Linked DNA regions of Mus musculus: regions 1, 3, 4 and 5 are each linked to region 2. Evidence: chromatin loops called from intact Hi-C (ENCODE). Cell type or tissue: heart. All regions are shown on one strand. Region 1 holds the start of Smc3 (structural maintenance of chromosomes 3). Region 2 holds the start of Mxi1 (MAX interactor 1, dimerization protein). Region 3 overlaps Mxi1 (MAX interactor 1, dimerization protein). Region 4 holds the start of Xpnpep1 (X-prolyl aminopeptidase (aminopeptidase P) 1, soluble). Region 5 holds the start of Add3 (adducin 3 (gamma)).

The links. A loop is a pair of places that touch in the nucleus more often than their neighbours do. Peaks named below come from ENCODE experiments on the same cell type or tissue, not always from the same donor. Only the 100,000 strongest peaks of a DNase experiment are listed, where the experiment ranks them.
Region 1: a loop joins it to region 2, with 3 times the contacts of the local background. A loop is called at or near these places in 2 of 42 quality-filtered maps.
Region 3: it touches region 2 in a loop (3-fold over the local background); 14 of 42 quality-filtered maps call a loop at or near these places.
Region 4: it touches region 2 in a loop (6-fold over the local background); 6 of 42 quality-filtered maps call a loop at or near these places.
Region 5: a loop joins it to region 2, with 3 times the contacts of the local background. A loop is called at or near these places in 13 of 42 quality-filtered maps.

The regions. Positions count from the first base shown.
Region 1 is chr19:53,597,787-53,602,786 of GRCm38, reverse strand. It overlaps Smc3 (structural maintenance of chromosomes 3), which reads right to left and starts at 2,391. Exons shown (of 29, transcript NM_007790.3): 1 at 2,233-2,391; 2 at 1,229-1,304. The coding sequence starts at 2,247. In heart, a CTCF peak has its summit at 2,880 (motif pointing left); DNase peaks (open chromatin) are centred at 1,856 and 2,716; H3K4me3 peaks cover 3,019 bases; H3K27ac peaks cover 1,746 bases.
Region 2 is chr19:53,308,258-53,313,257 of GRCm38, reverse strand. Mxi1 (MAX interactor 1, dimerization protein) reads right to left here and starts at 2,752. Exons shown (of 6, transcript NM_001008542.3): 1 at 2,285-2,752. The coding sequence starts at 2,558. It overlaps Gm30541 (a long non-coding RNA gene), which reads left to right. Exons shown (of 3, transcript XR_003952895.1): 2 at 1-186. In heart, a CTCF peak has its summit at 2,768; DNase peaks (open chromatin) are centred at 17, 537, 1,167, 2,797 and 3 weaker places; H3K4me3 peaks cover 3,189 bases; H3K27ac peaks cover 2,951 bases.
Region 3 is chr19:53,367,822-53,372,821 of GRCm38, reverse strand. It overlaps Mxi1 (MAX interactor 1, dimerization protein), which reads right to left. Exons shown (of 6, transcript NM_001008542.3): 4 at 3,166-3,280; 5 at 2,461-2,632; 6 at 1-1,249. The coding sequence ends at 1,086. Among named protein-coding and RNA genes, the nearest start is that of Smndc1, 20 kb to the left of the region's middle. In heart, a CTCF peak has its summit at 2,924 (motif pointing right); a DNase peak (open chromatin) is centred at 2,931; H3K27ac peaks cover 1,417 bases.
Region 4 is chr19:53,036,539-53,041,538 of GRCm38, reverse strand. It overlaps Xpnpep1 (X-prolyl aminopeptidase (aminopeptidase P) 1, soluble), which reads left to right and starts at 2,969. Exons shown (of 20, transcript NM_001374834.1): 1 at 2,969-3,025. In heart, no CTCF peak of the experiment used is centred here; DNase peaks (open chromatin) are centred at 668, 2,248 and 2,868; H3K4me3 peaks cover 2,559 bases; H3K27ac peaks cover 3,027 bases.
Region 5 is chr19:53,139,625-53,144,624 of GRCm38, reverse strand. It overlaps Add3 (adducin 3 (gamma)), which reads right to left and starts at 1,869. Exons shown (of 15, transcript NM_001277100.1): 1 at 1,536-1,869. Gm9618 (a long non-coding RNA gene) reads left to right here and starts at 4,786. Exons shown (of 4, transcript XR_386782.2): 1 at 4,786-4,808. In heart, CTCF peaks have their summits at 1,932 (motif pointing left) and 3,939; DNase peaks (open chromatin) are centred at 2,094, 3,064 and 4,024; H3K4me3 peaks cover 4,544 bases; H3K27ac peaks cover 4,323 bases.

The sequences.
Region 1 (5,000 bases), 290 kb before region 2:
AACACCAGGAAGCTCCTATAATGAAATGCAGCAAAAGCCCAGTACAATGGAGATGCTTGTGCTGCGAGTTAGTCGGTTAGCACCCTCTGTAGCTCAAGCACAAGGAGAACAAACAGCAGGCTACTCTACTCTCACAAAGGGGGCAGCCCATGTACCAACAGCAGAAAGAGCCTAGCCTCCAACCGTCCTGCCACAGACTACATTCATCTTCAATTCCTCAACTCAAGAGTCCTCTCACTTTAGCCTCTTGAGTAGCTGGAACTAAGTAACCACTCCTGGATTTCCTTCGTTGTTTTCTTTCATATGTTATGTAAATAATGCCTTGTTCTCTAAAGGCCTTCTGTGAACACTGGCATTTTTTTCCCCTCGACTAAGTCTGCTCGCAGATCTCACCTATCCTGTACTGACAGTGCTAGATAAGGTCCCGATGAGGCCCCATCAGAATTCACTCCTGCTGGTACCAGAAACCCCAACCTCTATTCTCCAGGACCACCTAGCCCACTGTCTAGAGTACCTCATCTGGCTGGCCTAGCAAACTGCAACTAGGACACTGTAACAGTCAAACCACCAATGCCAGAACCTCTCAAGTCTAGCACTAACTTCATCCATCCTTCAAAATTCAGTGGCACGTGGTTTCCTCAGCAAAACGGAGACTTTAAACACCAAAAAAACCTTAACTAAGTACTGTTAATGGCAACAATCATGTGAGCTTTAATCTCAAATTTCCATATCCCTTCTCTTTACTCTTTCCAATGGCCTTCTGAGACAGGTAGTGTCTGTTCACGTCTCTCATAAAAACTCACACTCACAAAGAAATTGGCAAGGGAAAAAGACCACAATCTGCAAATAAGCCATCCTTCAAAGAAAGTAACAGTGATGGACTAAGAACAAAACAGGCGACACCCTCTCATGTAAAAGGTTCTGAAATGAAGACACATCATCAACATCCTACACACACACACACACACACACACACACACACACACACACACGCTAGGCAAACATTCCACTACTTAACTTACACCACTGGGCTCCAAAATGATTTATCCGTCTGAGTTACACAAAAATTTTATTTTTATAAAATAAGCAATTCATCGGTGCAGACACGAAACAGGTAATCCCATGGAGGAATATTAACATTCAAAGACAACTCCCGTCTCCCCTGGCCTGTCACGTCTATCGGTAGCAATTCTAAGTCTAACATGGTAAACCAAGAACACTTACTTACCGATGACATTATGTTTGGAGCTGAAGGGATCTACAATTGTTTGGTCTCGGTAACTTCGGAAGCCCTGGATGATCACCTATTAAAGAAGAGACAACCCTTGAGAACACAGAAAGCACTTCTAGGGCAACATTCTTTCCTTCTCCGTCTCTTGCTTCTCACGCAAGGCAAGACAGAAACGGTCCACTCGGCGGAGACCATTGCGATCGGGAGCAAGCAAGTTAAAGATTCGCTAAACCCCTTCCGACATGGCCTGCAACCCTTGCTGGTGCAGGGCTGCTCTGGGAGAAGCTCTCCAAACCCAGCGGCTTCGACCCCGAGCTCTGCACGACAGTAAAGGTCCAGACAGCAGGCAGGCGAGCGGGCGGGCGAGCGAGCTGGTCGCAGCTTGCCAGCCTGCGAGCCCAGTGAGAGGGCATCCTTCAGTCAAACCACTGGCCAGCCCCAATGAGTCCATTGAGAAAAAGAAATAAGATAATAAAAATTAAGTGAAAAGGGGATAGATAGGATCGCAACGCTCCGAGCCTGACCCGTCCAATAGAAAAACGTCGCCCAGCGCGTGTCCCGGGGGCTCGGCGCTCGCGCGCGGGAAGAGCATTTTGACAGAAGTAAACAACCGAGTGAGCAGGCGCGACGCGACCTGCTGCGAGGGTCCGCCCTGCTGGGGCAAAGCCTGAGGCAAGGCGGAGAGAGCCTGCAGCCCAGCCCGGGGCCTCGCGAAGGCGGTCCATGCACCGCCATGCCTGCCTGCAGAACGACGCGGCCTCCCAGCAGCTCGCAGCAGCCCGCGGCGCCCGAGGAAGCCGGGCCTCCGCCTGCAGCCCGCCGCGCCCGGTCCCGCTCGGCTCCGCTCGGCTCCACGCACCGCGCCCCGGGGGAAAGCGCCGACTGCAGCCCGGCGCTCGGCTCGTCAGGGCCCCGCTCCTCCCCGCCCCCCCAAGCCCAGGCCGGCCCTAACCCACCCGCGGCGCGCTCCGGGACACCCCGCCGCCTCTCACGGCCCTTACCTGCTTGATGTACATGGCTCCGCGCCCCTCGGCAGGGGGAAGGCGTCGCCTCAGCACCGCAGCAGCGCGGCCGCAGGCTCGGAAGACGAGCAAGACAGCCCCCTCCTCACAGCGCTCCGCTCGCTCCCGCTCGCTCCCCCTGTGGCCAAACAAAATGGCGGCGGCCGCGGAGGCGGGGCCCGCGCGTCGGGCGGAACCACGATGGAAGCGATGCGGATCGCAGGGGGAGTCTGGGCCGGTTCCACTCTGTCGCGTAGGAAAGGCCCCTCTCCCGCGGCCCTCTTAGACGGACCTGATCTGAGAAAAGGATTTTCTTATCCTCTTGTTTTGCTGAGAATCACTTGGGAGTCCGACTCGGAGGAGCCCCGCTCCAGAGGCCGGCAGGAACTACCTCCGGACGCACGGACTATGGTCGCGCCCGTGAGGGGCGGGGCCTGCTCGGCGCCAAAGCCTGGAGTGAGACGAGCGGAGCCAATCGCCGAGCGCGCCGGAGGTCACGTGGTCGCCGGGCCGCTTAAAAAGGACGTGGCCTGTCAGCCTAGCGCCCGACTTGAATGTAGGTCTCATTGTGACTGCCTGGGGTTCTGAGCTCAGAACCTCCGCGCTTCCATTATTCTCTTTATTAGCTCAGAGCGCCTCCTGCTGGTTCCGAGCCTCCTGACGGCTCTGAGAGAACTGGAGGACGCTAGGACATTTGAAGGGATTGATTTAGGGAGGTTGTCTTTAGTTTTCCAAGCCCCGATTTCACCTTGTAGCTAAGGATGACTTTAAACTCCTTATAGAAAGACCTGTACAATTGCCACAAATAAATTTCTTGAAATAGGTAAATTAAAAAAAAAAGAAAAAAGAAAAAAAAAAAAAAAAAGGAGCCGGGGTGGTGGTGCACGCCTTTAATCCCAGCACTCGGGAGGCAGAGGCAGGCGGATTTCTGAGTTCGAGGCCAGCCTGGTCTACAAAGTGAGTTCCAGGACAGCCAGGGCTACACAGAGAAACCCTGTCTCGAAAAGAAAGTAAGAGAGAGAAAGAAAAGAAATAGGTAGGTACTAGGGTCAGTCCCTAAATGTATAGGATTTTTTTTAGCCCTGGCTTTCCTAGAATTCGCTCTGTAGACCAGGCAGGCCTCAAACTCAGGATCTGCCTGCCTCTGCCTCCCCAGTGCTGGGATTAAAGGCTTATGCCATCACTGCCCGGCTAAATGTATACAATCAGTGTAGGGAGTAGAGTTCTGGGCAACTCTAAAATTGCCTACTGGGAAATAAACAAACAAACCTGGACGACCTAATAAGGTCCTGGTCACCATTCCTGCTTCCTGAGGCAGTTCTCACCCTCAACATGTCTACGAGGAAGGGCAAATCTTGTGCCCTACTGGGAATCCTTTATCTGAAACTCTGGCCAAATTCCACCCAAAGTTTGAGGGAAAAAAAAAAAAAAAAGAAAAAGTATTAAAAGAGAAAGAAAAGAAAGAAAGAAATTTAATTTAAAATTTCATTTTGGGAGTTAAGGACCTCTACCCCTGTCAGTTTGTGAGGGTTTGGGGTATATTATAAACAGAATTCTAAGCCTTCATTCAGTTCCTCAGGATGACGGCTGGGTTTGCAGTGCAGTTGGTAAAGCCCTAGTTTGTCATACAGGAGGTCTTAGACGCTTCCCCAGCACTGGGTAGCCTAGTGGCACACATCTGTGATCCCAGAACCCTGGGAAGGTGGATGCAAGATCAAAAGTTCAAATTCATCTACTGCTTAGTGGGTTTGAAGGAGACCCTATTTTTCAATAATAGTGAAGTCACCAGAACTTTTATGATGGTTTCCACTACAATGAGATTTTTACTTTCCTTCTTAGGCCTTTACACATTTTATGAACTTTATTCAGTTAGCTTGTATAATCATATAAATAGGGGAAAAAGGTTTTTTTTTTTAAATCTCTACAATATCAAATAAGTGATTTTAGACTATTGCCTTGTTTATATTTATTGTCTCTCTCCATGATAGTAAAATCTAAGAGATGAAGAATTTCATTTTGTTACTATTGCTCTCTTCAATTATTTTGCACAAAGTAACCAAATCTTATGAAGGGAAAATGCACAGAGGCCAAGTTCTTACCACAGTGCCTGGCTCTCCTGGCTTTTAACAGTTATCACAGATTACTAAGTATCAAGCGATATAAAATGAAAGTGAAATAGACGCCACAAAGAAATACTATTGAAGGGGGCTGGTGAGATGGCTCAATGGGTAAGAGCACCCGACTGCTTTTCCGAAGGTCAGAAGTTCAAATCCCAGCAACCACATGGTGGCTAACAACCACCCGTAATGAGATCCGATGCCCTCTTCTGGTGCCTGGTGCGTCTGAAGACAGCTACAGTGTACTTTACATATAATAAATAAATAAATAAATAAATAAATCTAAAAAAAAATACTATTGAAGCCGGGCGTGGTGGCGCAAGCCTTTAATCCTAGAACTCTGGAGGCAGAGGCAGGCAGATTTCTGAGTTCGAGGCCAGCCTGGTCTACAAAGTGAGTTCCAGGACAGCCAGGGCTACTGAGAAACCCTGTCTCAACACTCCCCCCCCCCACACCCCCCCCCCAAAAAAGAAAAGAAATACCATTGAGCAATAAAAAAGGATGCATTCTACAAACATGAATGAATTTCTTTTTTAAAATGCTAAGAGAAGGAAGCTGGCTACACAAGGGCTACAGAGCACATGACTGCATTCAACACCAGATAAGATGGTTGTAGGGTCTTTGAATCAAAAGGTTTAAGATAATTATACA
Region 2 (5,000 bases):
TCCATGGCCGGCCGTCTTGCAGAGAGGACACCCAGGGAGAGGGTCCGAGAGGAAGCCCCTTAACTGCACCGGCCTCTGGAACCTTGGCTCGGCCACCACGGGCCCGCCCCGCGCGGGGCAGCCCAGCCGGGCGCGCCCGGCTCTCTGCTTACGTGACTAGTGGCCACGCCGGAGCCCCGACACGGGGTAAACAAGGAGGTGGAGGCGGCCAGGGCGCGGGGGGGGGGGTATGTGGGGGGTAGGTCTCCGATTGTCTGCGGGTATGAAGTGTGTGTGTGTGGGGGGGGAAACACGAGAGGCTAGGGAATCTCTGGCTACCTCCTTAATATTCCTCGTTGCGGGGGTGGGGGTGGGGGATGAGGTTCGCTGAATATTGCCAAGGTGCCCTCTTTGGGTGCACCCCCCCCCCCGGGTCGGAGTCGGCGCCACGGGACAGACTCCAGCGACAGAGGGGATCCGGGAGGGGGACGACTACAGAAATCGCGCCCCTCCCCCTGCAACAAAAGCAAACACACCAAACAAAACCACCTCTTCACCCAGCTCCCTACTAGCTGGGCTTTTCAGAAACTATTCTCCAGACGAGTGCACCCCCTCCACACACACACACACACACACACCCGGGTGAATAATCGCTCAGCGACTCGGCTACACAGCCTGACGGCGATGTGCCTCTGGCAAGCCAGGCAGGCACTCGGAGCAAAGAGGCGACAGAGAAAGAAAAGATCGCACCACAGACCTCCCAACAGAAATCCTTGTTTTGGTCCTACCCCGTCCCCACAAATTGCGCTGGCGATACTCGGTTACTTTAACCCTAAAGGCCCGGGTGTATTTGGGGAAGGTGTTTTTGTGTTTTGAGGGCTGGCGTGTGTGTGTGTGTGTGTGTGTGTGTGTGTGTGTGTGTGTGTGTGTGTTGGGGGGGGGGGTCTTGCAAGACCTGACACGTTGCAATCGGGTCTCTCTCCCATTGATCTCCTACTTGTTCTGACAGATTACACATCTCGTTTTTCTCTTCTCCGTGAGTCTTTCTCTCCCTTGGCCCGATCTTCCTTCTCACAGCTATTATTCTGATGGTGCTGGAGACGCAGCACACGCTTGCCCCCGTTAGGGTGCTGCTGAGTCGAATGCCTGGCGAGAGCTGGGGGTTCCAATGGGCAGGGACAAAAATGAAACAAATACAGAGAGGAAGCCCAGGCCCGGGTGGGGTTCCTAGCATCGGTCTCCACCTGGGGGGGAGTGCGGGGGGGGTGGGGGTGGACGGAACCCTGTAAGGCGTTTGCCTTGCTCGTCCTGTGCGTCTCTGAAAATAAAGAAAATGGACACAACCGCCCACACCTTTTCCCCCAACTATTGTTTCTGCGGAATCCTAAAGTTTGCTTTTAGCCACGTCCCCCTCGCCAAGTCCCCCCCTCCCTACCCCAGCGCGCGCAGGACCGCAGGTCCAGGGAGGGCTGCCGGCGCTGCCTGGTTCCTCTGGCCTGTTTCTTTGAGGGGACCAGAGGCCGTGGCATCCCAGAGGCAAGGAGGCACAGGGGAACTGTGTCTGTGGACACGATGGCCTGAGCCTAGTCCTGCTGTGGAAGGAAGGAGAAACGAAGTAGGCAGGAAGAAGAGCCGGAGTCCACGGCGCGGAGAGCTGTTCGGTGGTGGCGGTTGTTATTGTTGTAATGTGTGTCTGTGTTTTCTTTCTGGAAGCCCTGAGCTCTGCAAACGGTTTCCAACTTTCAGCTTCTCATCCCCACCCAACCCTGGAACGAGCGACAAAAACAGAAACAAAACAAAACAAAAAAATAAAAACAAAACAAAACAAAAAAAAAAAAACCAAAACCATAAGCCAAACCAAAACACTTGTCTGCCGGAGTAGGCTCCGGAAAGAAAAAGGAGGAAAAAAAAAAAAAAAAGGGAAGAAAGGCGACCTCGGAGAGACGAGCTCGCAGCCTCTCAGCCCAGTTGTCAGCAAACAACAACACTCCCCCACTCCTCGGCCAGGCCGTCCTCCGGGCCTGCTGGAGACCGACAGACCAAGGCACCGACAGGCTCCCTCTCCCCTTCGCTGTCTTTGTTACATCTTTAGCAGCTTTGTGCGTGCGTGCGTGTCCTTTCTCCGGTGTCATCGGCTTTACTGCCGAGGGTACGTGTGTGTGTGTGTGTGTGTGTGTGTGTGTGTGTGTGTGTGTGTGTTTGTTGCGGGGGGGCGGCGGCGAACCGAGTAAGCGACAGGGGTCGCACAAGGGGGTGAGAAAGAAAGAGCTGGACGCAGGCGAGCAGTCGGGGCCCCCAAACTTACTTTTGTTTTCTTTCTCGATCTGCTCCAGGTAGCTGGCTGCCTCGAGCAGAATCTGCACGTTCTGCAGAAAAGTGTTGATGTGCTTCTCCATCGAGTTCTCGCTGGTGTTGAAAATGTCCGAGAAGGGGCACCGGGGCTTGGCCCCCGCCGGCTCCTCCGGCTGCGCCGGGGGCTGGGGCGCGGCCGCGGCCGGGGGCATGGCCGGGGGCGCGACGGGGACCAGCCCCGCGCCCTCGCAGCGCGCCTCCTTGCGCGGCCGCCCGCGTTTGCCCATGGAGGCACGGGGGTCCGCGGAGCTGCTCCTTGTCCGGGGCTGCGCGGCCGGCCGAGCTGCAGGGCCTCTGGGAGACCCGGCCTGCTGGAGTCACCGAGGCACCGGGGCAAGGAGCCGGCCTGACTGACTTCCCGAGCCTCGCTGCGTGCGGTTGTGAGTGTGAGTGTGTGTCGCTCTCGCTGTGTGGGTCTGTGTGTATGGGAGATTGAATGAACCTACAGGACGGACGGAGGCGCTGTGGCGCCTGGGTCCTAGTGCGAGCCCGATGCCATCTGACCGGTCAAAATAAATGGTGGCGGCTAGGGAGGCAGGGCCCGCCCCCTGCCTATCCAGCACCCTTCCCCGCCTCTCCGCAAATCCTAGCTGCGTAGACAGCACTGTGCTTTAATAAGAATGGGAAAAAAAAAAAAAAAAACCCTCGGATGTCTCTAGGTGGACCTGGATAAAAACAATTTTTCTTTACAGAAAAATAAATTCAGCACAATGCCTGGCACATAGGAGGTCCCCAATAAATGATAGCTGCTAGGCATTTTTTAAAAAAATAAAAAAGACCTTATTTCAAAATCAAACAATAAAAGCCCAATTCTGACGGGAAGAATAGAAACATCACATGTAACTAGAAACTCCTCCCAACACAAACATTTTACACATGACCCCTCACACGCTCGAACACACACACACACACACACACACACACACCTGTGTGTACCTTCACACAAGCAGAGGAAGTCTCCAGGCTACCCTGTCCGGGTTCAGATTTACCGACTCCTTTGCAACCCTTCAAATGCAAAGTTATTTTCCAGGAAGCGGGAGGAGATGTGAGCATCTCTCCACACTCACTCAGTCCAGCTGTGCAAAGCTCACAGCAGGGCGTCACTACAACTGCCTGCCCTTTCACTTGACAGAGTGCCCCCTAGATAGAAGTGGCAACCTAGGAACCTCTTCTTCCCTCCTTCCCTCACTCCCCACTCCCACACCTGGAGTCTTTATCCCCTACTCCCTCCAACAGTTTCACTGCTGCCACTGGGAGCCACCAGGCCTGCCTGACCAGAGTGTGGGAGACACCTGGATAGCCTGGTAAAGAAGGCTTGGAGTTCTCGGCCTACTCAAGCAGACTGAACAAATCAAATCCTCTAACCCTTCCTGGTCAAAATTTGCACATCCCTGAAACCTCTGAGAAGATGCTTTCGTGAACTAAGTCAAAACTACACCTAGAACATCTTGGGCACATACTAAGAATTTTTGTTTTGTTTTGTTCCTGAAGATCAAAGCTTTGTGCCTGCTGGGCAAGTGTTCTCACACTGGGCTACAATGGCAGCCCCTCTGTGAGAACTTTCTCAGTTGGAACCTAGGTCCCCTTTGCTGCTGTAACTTGAATCTAAGTCAGAATGAATGAGGTAAACAAGACTTTTCTGCACTTCACTGGAAAACAGTTCTAAAAGGAATCTACCCAGACTGACCTCGTAAGGGGACCTGGACTTGTGCTGCCCCCTGTCCTCACCAGCCCAGAGACACTTCCCTATACTTTTGTCACAAAGACTGAAAATGGAAACTTTGTTAACAAAGAATATTTTCTTTGCAAAATGCTCTTTAACATTTACAGCTCATGTGTATACCCCCCACTCCCCCCCCCACACACACATAGACCTGCAAGAAGGCCTTTGTGTGCTTTCAAAAATATTATAAAACTAGGCTGTGAATATAACAGAGTGGTAGGGCAGCTTACCTGCCCAGCGTGCACAAAGCCCTGAGTTCATCCCAGGAACACATGCACACGTTTAAACATAAATAGGGGAAGAGGTAGCTCAGAGGCTAAGGGCACTGGTTGTTCTTCCAGAGGACCCAGCTTCAATTCCCAGCTCACAACCGTCTGTAACTGAAGTTCCAGGGGACCAGACACCCCTTTCTAACCTCTGCAGACACTAGGCACATGTGGTGTAAAGACAGACATGCATGCAGGCAAAACACCCAAATAGATTTTTAAAAGTTCATAAATAAATTAAAAATATAGGCCATGGGCTAGAGAGATAGCCCAGCAGCTCAGAGCACTTGCTGTTCTTGCAAAAGGCCCACGTTCAGCTTAGCATCCTCATCAGACAACTCATGTAACTTCAGTTTCAAGGGATCCAACACTGCCTCCATAGGCACTGGCACACATATGGTGGACACATATACATTCAACTACACATTCAACATATACATAAAATGAAATAAATCTTTTAAAAAGATATATGCTCAGGTGACATGGTTCAGCAGGTAGAGTCACTTGCAGCCAAGCCTGATGACCTAACTTCCGCCCTTGGAGTCCACACAATGGAAGGGGAGAGATTTCTCACACAAGTGTGCCATAGCACAAGTAATGCATATGTTGCCAGGTGGTGGTGGCACACAACTTTAGTCCCAGCACTTGGTAGGCAAAGGCAACAGATCTCTGAGTTTAAG
Region 3 (5,000 bases), 60 kb before region 2:
TAAAGCTGGTAAAAGGGAGTGGTCCTAAAGAAAACAAAAACAGCATTGACCTCCGTCTACCCAGCCCAGACCTCGTCCGTCTGTCTGTCCTGCGCACTGTGAAGAGTGAGGCGTGAGGTGTTTATCATTATCAAATGCTGCATCAAAATAGATGATTTCCCCACGTGGTTTATTCCACTATAAAAGACATCTATGTTTTTACTTATGGACAAGCTTTAAAAAGATGTCATTTTGGTTTTCAACACATACAAACAGTTATCAAAATCTCAAATAAAAATGCTGCGGTGGCTCAGACCTTGGCTGCTATACTGCGTGCGCACCTCCTCAGCTCCGCGCAGACACCGAGGCACACAGAGCTTTTCCTCCTGTGATTCAGGCCGTCATGCATGGGCTGCCCCTACGTGGCCGAAGGGTGGCGAGCGGGTGGTCGGCTGCTCTAGAGCTAACAATGCAGGTAAGGTTAGCTGGCTTAGCATGGAATCCAACAGAAAGCCGGGCTGCGTCAGGGCCTCTTTCAAAAGGCTTCATGGAGTCTCTCCTTTTGTAGAGCACGATATGAGCTTTTTAAAAATTCATTTTGTTTAAAAGAACTGATCATCCACAGGCTTCATGATAAACAGAGGCTGAGTTTTAATAGCTCTTCAGCTATCTGAGATTAATGCCTGATTATCCTGCCTTTTCCTTACTCTAAGTGTGATTTTGTTTCTAGGGCCAAGAAGCTCGGGAAGGGTTCATAACCCTATCCTTAAATGTCTGCTCACCACCACAGAGTGAGCAAACTGCAACAGGAGAGTGAAGTCTCCATTGTCTCTCAAGTCAACCTGGTCAACTCAAGATAATCACGCGCATGGTTTCTGCTGCCGTTAGAAACTGTACTCTTTCCAAATATAGGAATATTTGTTCTACCAGGGAGGCTCTACCCCACTTTTCGTTAAGTATTTGCTTAAATACAGGTCTTCTGACCGTTTTGTTCAAGTATAGTTTTTAGTTTTAAAGAGGAGACTGCATCATGAACCCAATTTGAGAGCCGGTGTTGACTCGGCCCAGTGAGCGCTCCGCCCTGCACTGTTAGGCCATGCTGGGTCCTAGGACGCGAAGGAGAGTTTGACACTGGCACTGGAATAACCCTCGTCACTCCCGACACTCTGCAGGCTGCTGTGGTCGTCAAGGTCACTGATGCTGGTGGTACTGACACTGTCTGCTTCTCCATGGGAGAACTCTGTGCTTTCCACATCCACTTCAATCTCCTCTGCGGGAGGAAGAAAGAGAAAACAAAGGGGGGCATTAATAATCTGCATGTGCACTTTCAGAAGTTAGAGAGGTTATCCAGCAAGGTTATCCGTGCTCTATCAGGGACTCTCCTGCAAAGAGCAATCTGGTATACAGTGGTGGTCTTAATTTAGGCAGCAAGTTTACTAAAACCCTTTTGACGCCAGTCCGTCTAGACCTCCCACTAAAAGCGCTTGGCCTGTTTGGGAATTAGTACTTAATATTAAAAGATCCCAACCCAAGTGGTTTAACAACATCTGTTTTACATTAAACCAAAAACTAATTCACAGCTCTGTTTATTAATCAGGGTTGCTTTAAAGAGGTTGGGGTCATGGAGAAATAAAATTAAAGATAGAAAATTTATGTTTAGGCATCCGAATTTTTTGGTGGTGTCAACTCTCTATCATAGATCATAGGTGGATCTATGGATTTCTATGGATTCATCAACAAATTCTGAATAGTAACTAAAATAAGCTAATCATAAAGTAGGTTTAAGGGGTTTGCTTTTGATTTTCTTGCATGAAATATAGCTTCAAGCCATGTCCCTCTCTCATGGTAAGAATTCTGCATTTTCTTTCTCTCTTTCTTTCTTCCTTGCTTCCTTCCTTCCTTCCTTTCTCTCTCTCTCCTCCCTCCCTCCTTCCTTCTTTCCTTTGAGATCTGTTTACTTATGTATATGAGTATACTGTGCACTGTGGCTGTCTGCAGACACACCAGAAGAGACACTAGATCCCATTACAGATGGTTGTTGAGCCACCATGTGGTCGCTGGGAATTGGGAATTGAACTCAGGCAGGACCTCTGGAAGAGCGGTCAGTGCTCTAAACTGCTGAGCCCTCTCTCCAGCCCCCAAGAACTTGGCATATTTTAAACAGAACTTTTTCTAAGTCTAAAATTTATTTCAAAATAGAAAGAATGTATATACATATATGAAAAAAAATTGTGGTTCACAAAGGCACTGCCAGAGAATGTTAGGGTGCACAAAGCCCAAGCTGGGGGCTGGGAGTGCGGCTGGGCTCACTCTTCCTAACCTAGCACATGCTACTCGCTGGGTTTGCTCTCTAGCACCAAAACAACAGAAGCTAGACGACAGTACTACATTGGTTAGTGAGAGCCGATGCAGTGTCTACAGTCTCCCCGCCCCCACCCGTCTCGGAGACTCAGGACTTCCTTAGAAAGAGAAGCTGCCTACCTCGCTCTGAATCCGAGCGATCTGAAGAGATGGTTGATCCAATGCTGTCCATTCGTATCCGCTCCATCTCCTGAGGCCCCTGCAGCTGTTCCAGTCGCCGCTTTAAAAACCTCTGTTCTCGTTCCAAGTTCTCTAGCTGGTGCTGGCTCTTCCTCTCCGCTTCTTCAAGTTTCTAAAATGAAGATGTTTTATTCACACCTGTAGTCCAGTCTAGTACAGTAAAACTAATTCCTGCCACAAATACACATATGTGGGTATGTATGTACCCTTGCATATATAAATACTGAGAAACACTTGCGTTTTAAACATAAAAACAGTGGTCTTTTTCCTGTATGGATGCTATGTTACTTGAACAAATGAAGTGAACTATAAAAGTCTGTGAGGTAAGTTCCACAAAGAGAAACCTCCTGCAATGTGGTATTCAGTGGAAAATTACTGAGAGATAAAGCCAAATAACAGCATCTCCGCCAGAGGGCGCAGCTGCCTTCCTTCAGGGTATCGGAAAGACCTTCCCCAGCATTCTCAGGTCTAGATGGCCACGCTGTAAATTTTTTTCATTTATTCGCATCATGCTGCCCCACTGGATCGCTGGTGAGATTTTACAGCCGTTTCTCTGGAGGGCAGTTAGTGAAGAAGAGGACGGTCTAGTGAGCTGTACACGACACACACAGGAATCAGTGCAAATATGGAAAGAAAGATTCTCACCTTGATGTGTGCTTTGGCTTTGTTGAGCAAACCGAGTGTTGTGTGCCTGGTGCAGTCTGGGCCCAGCGGGATCAGAACTTTCAAGCGTTCTAAACACAGGCGCAGGTGAGCTCGTCTAAGAAAGATATCAGCCAATCAGCACAGCCTGGAGAGCCACTAGACACACACAGCAACTTTGAGCTATTAGCCAACAGCCATATTTCACTCCCAACTTTTTAAAGTACCTGCACGGTAGTGGCGCCGACCTCCCGCCCCACCACTCTGCCCTGCAGACAGAAGTCACTTTAGATTATCAGCCCCCATGAACTCTGTCAGACAGCGAATTGTCTAGGCCGCTCCATAAGCTCCGTGCTGTGCTGTTACTAAAGCAATCGAGCTTGGTTTCCCAATGCCTGAGAGCACAGGCTGGAGTACCGGTTTCAGCTACGGTACCTCAAGGAGCTATAAAACGCACTAAGGTTTCCACCTCCTTCCACCTTTTAATTTTACAGACACACACAGACACACACACACACACACGCACAGGCACGCACCCACACTGTTCAGTAACCGCAGCCATCCCAGAGGGCTGGATGTTGTTTATGTAGAGGCAGAAGGACGTGAACACTTCCTGATCTTCAAACATTTTTTCAGTCCTTTATAAAACGTCAATTTCATGTCCAGCGCAACATGGACGACAAAACTGTGCCTGCGGTGGTGGGTTTCACACCTGTGTTGTGAGCGGGCTGCTGCTCATTCCTTTCCCTTCCGCCCTCATGAGCTACCCTGTTTTCCCCACAAGGAACACAGGTGACAGAATTACTTGCTTAAAGTCCCGAATTCTCCGACAGACCATTCTCTGGGAAAGTCAGAGGGAATTTCTCCTGGAAATGCTCCAGGAGAGCCTTGTACACTTGTGGTCTCCAACTATGACCATGTACATAATGGGAGGTGCCAAACTCTGCTGCTCTCCACCTTTGAGTCTGTTCTTTACCAAGCGCTAACAGTTCAGCAGGGGGCTGTAGAGATGGCTCAGTGCTCAGAGCACTGACTGCTCTTCCAGAGGTCCTGAGTTCAACTCCCAGCAACCACATGGTGGCTCACAGCCATCTGTGATGGGATCTGATGTCTTCTTCTGGTGTGTCTGCAGACAGCTACAATGTACTCATATACATATACATATATATAAATCTTAAAACAAGACAGTTCAGCTGCGTGCAGCACGTGGACTCCTTTGGGGCTGTAACTGAACTTCTACAACAGTCTCAGCTGTATCAGGGATAACGCAAGCCCCCCACTTTCCTCTCAAAGGGGACTTTGAGTTTTAATACACAACAGTGATGTCAAGTGACAATTTCCAGTGCAGGAGTTGAGAGAGGGGCGGGAAAGGTGTAAGTGGTCACCTGTGTCACTGACAAGCAAGGGTGATTGAGGGCAGTGAGGTCAGAGGTTTGGCCAATAAAGGCAGGCCCAGCCACAATCATCAAACAATCAGAAGCGAATTTCTAGTCCTTTTACCGAATCTGCCATCTCAAGTCTAGCACTTGACTCTGCAACTTAATGCAGATAAAAGACTGCTTCGATTTCTCTGTATTTAACAAGTTAAAGGCTGCTCTGCTCTGCTACCTACCTAAATCTCTCCGCTGAGGAGCTGCACACGAGCAGGCTCCTCTTGCTAAGCAGACCAGAATCACCATTAAAACCACGCACCATGTGAAGGCGCCTTCGGATTCTACAGTAGGATTCTACACTGTGGTTTCTGCCTAACTGCGCTCCATAAGACACGGCTCGAGGGTGACACACATGCTGGCCATTTTCTTATTAATTAGAGGCTCTGCTCTGAATTCAGCCTTCTA
Region 4 (5,000 bases), 270 kb after region 2:
AAGTTACTGTCCTAAAGTTTTGGAGTCTGGACTTGTAAGATCAAGGTAGCTACAAGGTCATTTTTTAATTATTTTTCTTTGAGGGATAATCTGTTCATACCCCTCTCTTGGCTCTGTGTGGCTTGCTGGCAACTCTTGTGCTTGGCTTGCTGGTGCACAGCTCTCATCTCTCCCGTGGCATTCTCCCTGTTTGCACCATGTGTCCAGATTCCTTTCTTTAAAAAAAATAAGGACGTTAGTCATAGCAGAACCTGCCTGCTCTGAGACGATGCCATTTTAATTAATCATATGCTCAGGAAGTGGAGCCAGAAAGGCAATTGCCCAAAGTCATGGAGCGCATCCACGATGAACATCACAGTGCATAAGCTGGGATTCCAGGTGATGCTGGGCATGACCTTATCAGGGGAGAGAGGAAGCTTAGCAAGGCTACCAGGCTATCTGACCTTGGGGTGTTGGGGGCAAAGGGGGAGGCAAAGGTAGGACATGGGACTATCCCTGGGCCTGTGTGTCCCGGGGCAGGAGGGGAACAATTGGACAATTGTCAATCTCAGAATCTCAGGACAAGACTTGACTGCCCCACCCCAAGTCCCATGGCTCCGCACCCCGCAGGCAATGAGCTTGACTGCTGAACACCCCGCTCTTTGCAACCAGTAAAATGAGTACAAATGAGTGCTTGGGTCACTGGGTTGTCGCGGGCTAGACAGATCGGGTTCAGTCTGTGTCAGTGTGTCTACCTACGCGAGGTCACAAAACCAGAAAAACCACAGTTAACCCTTCCTGGGCTCACCCTCTGCAATGTTTTTAGAGTCTCCTTCCTGGGACTTCCCGAAAGAACTTGAAGATGATGAAGGTGGCTTTGCTGTCTTGCAAACAGGAACTCAGGTCTGGTTCAGGGACTGCCCAGTGCTGCTTTCTCTCCTTTCTCCTGGGCAATTATGACTATGGGTGCTGCTGCGTTTTGATTGCACTTATAACTCTGCCCGCACTGCCAGATTTCTCTCTTGTTATTCTTTTGGGCGTGGGCAGGAGCCAGTCCTTGTTTACAGTCTCATTTTGGCTCCGCAGGCTTGAGGAAATGAACAGACATGCTGTGTCACACACATTCTTTTCTGGCTTGTCTACGTGCTAACCTAATGCTAACCGGGACTTTCAGTCCTCCAGGACAGCTGAACCCGTTGGATACAAGCGTACTCGGACTTCACCAAGGTCGACGTGGGATGGGACACAGCTTGGTTTTTAAAATAGGTGCTCACCTTCATTTAGTGCCAGGTGTTGTCCTAAGCACTAGGGACATAACAATGAACAAGAGAGCCACTGTGCCGGAGAAGTGTGCAATCTGGGGACATTTATTTCAGCAGCAAACACGTGAGGATGACTGTCAGCTTCTGCCCATTAAAAAAAAAGATTTTATTATATATATATATATATATATATATATATATATATATATATATATATACACACTGTAGCTATCTTCAGACACACCAGATGAGGGCATCAGATTTCATTACAGATGGTTGTGAGCCATCATGTGGTTGCTGGGATTTGAACTCATGACCTCTGGAAGAGCGGTCAGTGCTCTTAACCGCTGAGCCATCTCTCTAGCCCTCCTGCCCATTTTTAAGCAACAGAAACAACTCTTGCTCTGATGGCTATAGTATGTGTGCAGGGTAGAGAGACTATCCTCAGAAGATGAACTCCGGTGAACAACAGTAGAAGCTGTGGGAAAGGGGCCCGGATGGGTCCAAGCGGTTTACAGCTTTAAGCAGGTTTCATCGAGGAGGTGACACTTGACGGGACTGTGAGTGTCAAAGATAGGGAAGGCCAGCTTAGGTGGAGTGAGGTGACCTGTGAGCTGTGATTAAGAAGAGTCACTCCAAATGAAATGGGGACTGCTTAGTTTCTTTTCCCGTCGTTGTGATAAAACATTCTGGCGAAAGGAATTTGAGGGGTAAAGGACTTCTTCGGCTTCCAGTTTCCGTTCATCTAGTCAGGGAGCCAGGCCTTACATCGGTAGTCAAGAGGCGAGAGTAATATATTCATGCTCGTCTTCAGCTCATTTCCATTGATTTTATACAGTCTAGAATCCTCTACCTAGGGAGTGGTTCTGCCCGTCTTAAATAACACAAGACAACCCTCCAGCCAGGCCCAGGGGCTTTTTCTCCCAGGCGATTCTAGAATGGTCAAGTGGACACCTCAGGGTAGGTTCGGTCTGGCTTCTATGCAGGCGTCACACAGGTGAGGTGGAAGTGATGCACCCCAGATAGGTGACGTGATGGAAGTGGGTGGGGCTACGGATCTACTTTGAAGCCAGGACCAAGCGGATCTTGGGCAGATGGGGCATGGACCGGGGAATAAGGCAGATATTACGTCAAGATTTTTGCCCTTAAAACATGGAATAGCCACCGACTGAGATGAAAAAGCCCTACGTGAAGAATGTTTTTGTTTGTACATAGGGTTAGGAGCTAGGTTTGGACGCTTTAACGCCCGATCGTTAGCCCAAGTGAGCAGTAAGTTTTGAAGCTGTTGGGAATAATCATTTGGAAGACATCTCTAAGGTCTCAGCAAGTTATATCCTGATCCAGTCAGTGTCTCCAGGACCCTAAAATAGGTTCTTGCAGAGCTGGCCACGACTCTCTCGTCTTAGCTGACCTAAAAGCTGGAACAAACCGGAGAAGCATGCAGCTTCCTTAGCTGGCAAAACGCCTGTCCTTCCTCTTAAATGGAGAGGAAGATCAGTGACGACTGACCGGCGCCTCTCCCAATTGGTTGCACAGAACACCACACCCTCTCCAAGCAACAGCCCAAAGGTTTTGGAATTCTGACACTCGGCCACGCCCACTCCGGTGAACGGGCGGGGTTTACAGCGGGGCGGAGCCTCTGCGTGAGCACGCCACAGAGGGGAGGAGTGGCCTGCCCGGTGCGCGCGCCTGGCCGTGGGTGATCAGCTGGTCTGCGCTCCCCTGACGTGGGCTGGGGCACGTCACCGCCGAATGGCAGCCTCCAGAAAGCCGCCGCGAGTAAGGTGAGGGGACTGTGCCGGCTGACCGGCATCCGGCGCCCGGCGCGCGAGCTGCACCCCCGGGAGGGTAGGGACGAGAGGGCGAGCAGCGACGGGCCCGCGGCCGTCCGGGGATGGCCTTGGCTAGCGGGGGTTGCCCCAGCGGGAACCGGGGAACGATCTGTGCAGCCCGGCAGGACTCAGCTCGCTTCCGGCGGGGCCCCCGGGCACCTCCGGGCGGCCGGAGCCGGTCCAGGGACCAGTGTGACCGAGGAACTGCCTCGCTGGTCCCGGGAAAGCGGTGATCCTTACCACCCCCGACCCTGAGGGGAGGCCCTGCTGTTGCAGGAAGTTGGTCCCTCTTGGATCCACCCCGGGTACCCAGAAGTGATTGTGCCCCTGCCCTTTTCCTTCCTCCACGGCGGCGATCTAAAGTTACAACCCTGATCATTCTGATGACTGCATTTTACCTCTTGATTCAAACTCCCAACAGAGACAGGCAGCCGTTGTGCCCTCCCCACCCAAATGGTCTCAGGGGCTGTATCAGGAAACAGATAGGCATAGCCTTCCGGAAAATCCTCCTGGAGCCTGCTCTGGGTTCTTCTTGGACACAGGAAGTGAGAAGACACTTCCCAGACTCATGTTGAACATGCTTTAGTGTATCCCTTCTGCACCCGAACCAGGCACACTTGGTTATTTAAAGTGGGAGATGCTAAGAACATAAAACCAGAATTAAAACTCTGAGGGGATGCACAGGGGCGTACCCATCCTCTCAGACCAGTTGAGTCTTGAAAGAACACATGAGGCACCGCAGCCCGACTTGTGAAATTCCGACCATATTATGCCTGTTTCTGTGAGTGGACAGATCTCAAGCCTACCTTGACCCAGACCTGGTCTTGTCACAGCGTGTTAAGTGTGACCAAGAAGTTTATATATGCACGATGGTGGGTGGTGTGGGTAATTGTCCATGTGGTTAGACCTTCCTGGACGTCTTCTGCTGGAAATAAAGTCAGGCAATTGGATAATGATGTAATGTCAAAGGTTCGGAGGCAGCTTGAGGACCACACCACAGTCGTTGCTGGATCCTGGATCCGTAGTCACAGTATTGGGGGTGGTCAGTGAACGTCAGATGGTAGGCTGAGAGGGAGGGTGCCTTCCGGAAGTGGTAGAATTTCAGTGCCATCCAGTGTACAGATGAGGACCCCTTTCAGTTTAGAAGGTCAAACTGAACTCCTTGAAGGAGGCAAATGGAGGCTGGTGGCTGTTAGTGAAGCCAAAGATAGTCGAACCAATCCTGGCACCAGACTTGTCTTCCCCGTCTCACTTCTAGCTCCAGTTGTGTTCAGCTCTCGCTTGGGCAGACTTTTTCCTTCCCGCAGGTGGTGAGAGTTCTAGGCTGACAGTCACTAGAAACAGCCTTATGGTGCGGCTGGAGCAGAGGTCTTAGATCTCCTTCTCACTGAACTCACTTGATGGTTCATGCTATCTGAACTGGTCGTTAGGACCAGAGGGGTGTATTTACCAAGCTTGCATCCATGATGCGCATGGGTTCATGTGATAACAGCAGGTGATAGGTACTTACACCAAACCCTTGGACCGAAATGGGTATGGGGATTGTCATTGTCAGAGCAAAGTGGTGGTTGTCACGTCAAGAGCGGTGGGTTCTGGGTAGTGGAGGACATCTTTGCCTACTTCCCCACCCTAAGAACCCGTCCCATTTATCTCATTTCACTGAATACCATTTAGCACTTGGTTCTTTTTTTTTTTTTAAAGATCTACTTATTTATTATTATATCTAAGTACACTGTAGCTGTCTTCAGACACCCCAGAAGAGGCATCAGATCTCATTATGGATGATTGTGAGCCACCATGTGGTTGCCGGGATTTGAACTCAGGACCTTCGGAAGAGCCAGTCAGTGCTCTTAACCGCTGAGCCATCTCTCCAGCCCCAGCACTTGGTTCTTATGTGGCCTCAGCGTGAGCACTAGAGATATGTGAT
Region 5 (5,000 bases), 170 kb after region 2:
AATCTTTTCAGGGGTCATGCAATCACCCGTCACCTTCCAAAACTACCAAACACTTCCTAATATCCCATATGCAAAAGTGTTTCACTGTATTAACATCTCTTAACCAAGTATCTACAGAGCTCCTTAAATTATGTTTAGCATCCTAGATAGGTAATAAATTGCTGGGGAGTTTTCCTTTAAAGCAACTATTACCAACATGCTGACACTCCTGGGTCAATTTAATGAGGTGGGGGAACTGTAGAAAAGTGTCCGGCCACTACTCATAACTACAGTTAATCTGATCAATTTTAGGAAAAAAAAAAGTTACCCTGCAAGTTAAGTCCGACACAAAGGAGATTTAGCTATAACATCTTCCAGAAGTGCTCGAAAAGAAACAATTCTATCAATGAGTCAGCCTTGTACCTTAAATACACAGGTCATTCTACTGGTCAAGTAACTTCATTTTAAAAGGACATATTACACTGTACTCTTACTAGAAGTCTGCCAAAACCCAAATCAGTACATGTTCAGCACACTGAGGATGGAGTCCATTCTAAGAAAGGCAATCATTTCATACTGCTAACTCTAAAATTTCTATAATTTTATAAATCACTGTAAAGAACTCACACATGTTTATGTAGCTCATCCCAAGCCCCAGAGTCTTATCAATTCCTTCCTGAGCCTGGCTCCTAATCCTCACTCAAAGCCTCTTGGCTGAGCTAAATCCCACACCACTCTAGCAAAGTCAATTCCAAGAGCACATGTGCCAAGGATATTTAGTGGTTTTCCTTACACTCCCACTTTAAACGGGCATCTACTTGCAATTAAATCTCTGCAACAAAAAAAGTTCACCTGAGGCCATTCTTGTCATTTTAATAGAGGCCTGGTTTAATAGTGGCCTTGCCTCAGCTATTACATACCTCCAAAGAGGTTGGAAGTGCCCCAAACACCAGCAAACCAAATCTGCTGCCAACTGGGCTGTCACCCCGCAAGGAAGAATAAAGTATCAGGAATGCTTGAAAGGTTATAGTGTGTGTGTGTGTGTGTGTGTGTGTGTGTGTGTGTGTGCGCGCGCGCGCGCGTGCTCGTGCGCACTTTTAGTGTGTGTGTGCTGGGGAGGGTCACACTGATTAGATAAAGTGGTTGAACAATTTCAACTTGTGACTGAAGTTTCTTAAGCCACGAGGGGGTAAAAAAAAAAGAAGAAGAAAAAAGAAAACAACAAATCAACACGGTCTTCTTCCACCTTCTCCAAGCGCGGGAACCTCCCACCGTCCCCGCGAGCACCTTCGGGGTCAGCAAGGCTCCCCGCAGAACAGGATTTTGCAATCCCACGCCCTCGCTGGGGGAAGCCGGGGACGCCCGGGTGAGTCCCGGCCCACTCTGCGGCGCCGCACCCCGACTCCTCGCCCCCAGGTCTGCACTCCTCGGCCCCGTGGGGCTCGCGTTCCCGCCCCGAGCACGGTTCACCTGAGGCCGCGCGGCCAGCCAGTCCGAAGCCCCCTCGGCGTGGGAAGCGCGGCGGGACCCCGGGCCCTCCGCTCCCGCAGGATTACCTCGCAGCGCAGCCGGCTTTGTGCCCACTCCTTCGCCACCGCCGGGCTGCAGCGGCCGCCCGGTCCGCCGCAGCCGCCTCTTAACGTCGCTCGCTCGGTTCCCGAGGAGAGGGCCGGGAAGGGAGGGGGCGTGGAGACGCAGGACCTGGACGCCGAGCCCTCGGCAGCGGGAAGTGGCGACACCTGGTCGCCGACGCGTCTAGCTCTCGCTGCTTCAAAACATCATTTAAAGCCCTTTCCTCTCCCTCCAGCCCCTCGCCCGCACGACCGTTACCGGCGGGCGCCTCGCGCTCTGGCGGGACCAGCCGAACTCCCCACGAACGCCCTCTGGCCCGCCCCTTGGGCTCCGCCTCCACAGGGTCCAGGACTCCGCCCCCTACAGGCTTAGTCTCGCTTAGCACCCCGAAGGCCCCGCCCCACAGGCCTGAACGCCTTGGCCCCGCCTACCACAGGCCACGCCTCAGGGCTCTTGATTCCGCCCTCTACAGGCTTGACCCTTCTAGTACCCCAGCTTCAAGGCCCCGCCCCATGGCCCGAGAGCTCTAGCCCCGCCTCTTATAGGCCACGCCCCAGCAGCCTTCACTCCGCCCAGTACGGGCTGGGCCCTCGTAGCTCAAAAGCGTGCCCCTGGTTCCGCCCTTCGCCAGCCCAGCGTTTTTGCTCCGCTCCTAATAGGCCACGCCCCCAACAGGCTCTCGCAGGTCCAGGCCCCGCCTCTGCTGCCCCTTGAGATCTCTGGCCCCGCCCCTCGAGGCCCCCCTTCGAGCTGCAAGCTCCGTATCCGTGCAGCTGCGGCAGTGGGGGCCTACGTGCTCCGCAGGCGGAGGGCCTGTTGCAGGGCGCCTGCCTGGCGCCTCTGCAAGGTCTTCCTCCCTCAGTGCAGCTCCGATCCGCTGCCGGAGAAGGAAACGACCCCGAGAGAAACCCGATTGAGAGTGGGAGGGTGACGCCACGGAAACATCTACCTCCCCAGTCCTAACGTGCTTCCCCCACCCAGTGAATCTCAGCTGAGCCGTAGCTTTCAGATTGAGCTTCTGTGGCCCACTGAGGCCGCTGGGTTTTTGGGGGGAGAGGCCACAATAGTTGGACTTCAGCTCGGCTCCCACAGGAGGGGGCCTCGATTTTCTCTTCAGCATATTTGCGTTTGGGGGAGCCTCCCGCCTTCACTCACTCCCACAGAGGGACGGGGCAAGGGCCTTTATATTCATTTGGACCAGCCCAAACTCTGCACTCCTACTTTGGCTAATTGCCTCTTAAACCTTCTGAGAGCTGACCTCTTGGGAGATGAAAAGTCTAGGCTCCGCCAGCAGCCTTCAAAATCTGTCTAAAGCCAGGCAAACTTTGCAACACTCATTTGCAGAGTCGGGGATCCCTCCACAGGTGACACTGGGCTGCCCACCCCCGCCTCCCAGACGGGTTTCTCACCCCAACCTATTCTCGAAATAGACCTCCAGGCACACGCTCGCTGCTCTCCTCTGCCACCCACGACTTGCACACCACTCCGGCACACATGCCCTCTCCACTGCACGAATTCACCCTCAAGCACACTCCTCCCAACACCATTCTAGTGATTCATGGTCCCTGGGGTTAACCCCACCCTAACACACACAGCAAACTTCATTTCCCCACCCTTATCTCCCGTCCTTTCCAAGGCACTGGCGACAGGCCACTTCATTTCCTTCCTCATCTGCAGGCTCTCTTCCCCCTCAAATACTTCGCGCCAGCCTCCTCATCTTCATCCCCTTTCCCAAAAAAAAATGTGCTAATTAAAATGTAGTTTCCTCTTCCCACATACGAAGTGTGGCAAATGAATAGCGTTCTTGGCAAACGCTGCAATTCATTTATCCTCCTTTTCTCTCTCCACTGGACTAAAGCTATAGAAATTTTAGTCTGCCACTATCACCCATTTGCTTTTTTTCTAAAAAGGAGAGAGAGACCATGTCTTCTTATTTTTAAACACTCAACATTCGTGGGGGAAGTCTTGCTAAGCTTTAAGGAGAAAAAACGGCATCTAGGAAGCGCTCAACCCATCATTTTATTTGCCATTTAAAAATATCTGCAGTGTTTGAGAGCGAGATTGGGAGTGGCTGTGTTTTCTGCATTTAAAAAGAAAAAGAAAAATGCTCTGCATGCATTAGGTTAGCCTTTTTTACGCATAGCAAGAGAGGAAAAAAAAGTACTGTAGCATCACATATCATATAATAGTCTCTCCACTACCCAGAACGTGTGTGTGCCAGACAGAACTGTAGACCCCAACCCACCTCCAAAGGACTGCAGATTCACATAACGTTTTAAGCATGGCTGATGGGGAGTGCATTTTGCCACCATTGCCTTTCCCACGCGTTATGAACAAAATGGGAAAGAGATGTGCTTACCTGCAGGCGATCCGAAGCTGCTTTGCCAGCAGGGGAGCCGACGTGTGTCCGTCTTCCCCGGCTTAGGTGTGGATTCTGCAGTGCTGCACGGGAACCCACTGCAGCCGCGGAGCAGCGGCGGCGGCTGCTGCTTCTCCCAATGCTGAGTTGTAAAGTGTGTGACTTAGAGACTCCACGGTTGCCGTGAGGCGCTGGCTTAGAAGAGAGGAGGCAGAATCTCTCTTAAAGGAATGGGTTTGGTTTTTCCTCTCCACTGTTGCTTCATCAGATGTAAAGGGCGGGGGGGTGGGGGGGGTGGGAGGGGAGAGGAAGATCAGGAAATTTTTTTTTAGACTGAGCAAAACAGTACAGCTGTGGGAGGTCAAGGTTAAAATTAACTGGGTGAAGGGAGCGACTCAATGAGAAATGCTAGAAGCACTAATTTTAAAGAGCCCTCTCTCTACTCCTAATATTGGGGTTAATTGCCAAAATAAAGCGGTGTGCCTTGAAACGGATCAGCCACGTGTGCTAATCTTTCATTTCTAACCACTGTACTAAATAACCATAGAAAGAGAGACTATTCAGTATTTACTACAAGTACGAAAGGATTAATTACATAAACCTCATGTGAGTGCTAACACCTAAAATATAGCTGAAACTTCTAATACATGTTTATATTTACATTTATATATTTACACATATATTTATATTGTATATTATATCTATAATTATATATTATTAATTATATATACATAATCTGTGAGGTATTTGTAGTTTTTTTTTTGTTTTTTTTTGTTTTTTTTTGAGACAGGATCTTACCATGTAGCCTTGGCTGGCCTAGAAATGGCTATGTAGAGCAGGCTGTCTTCGAACTCACAGAAATCTGCCTGACTCTGCTTCCCAATTTCTATGAGTACAGGTGTGCACCACTATACCCAGTTCTAATATATTTTTTGATACTAGCACTTAGTATCAGAGAATATATTATTGATAGATTTCAATGTTGACGTCTATGTTATAAAATCTATTATATCCAGAATAAAATATATCTAAATTAATTTTAGAAAATTATAACCGAGTATACTGGTCTATGGAGTGAAATTTTGCAAAT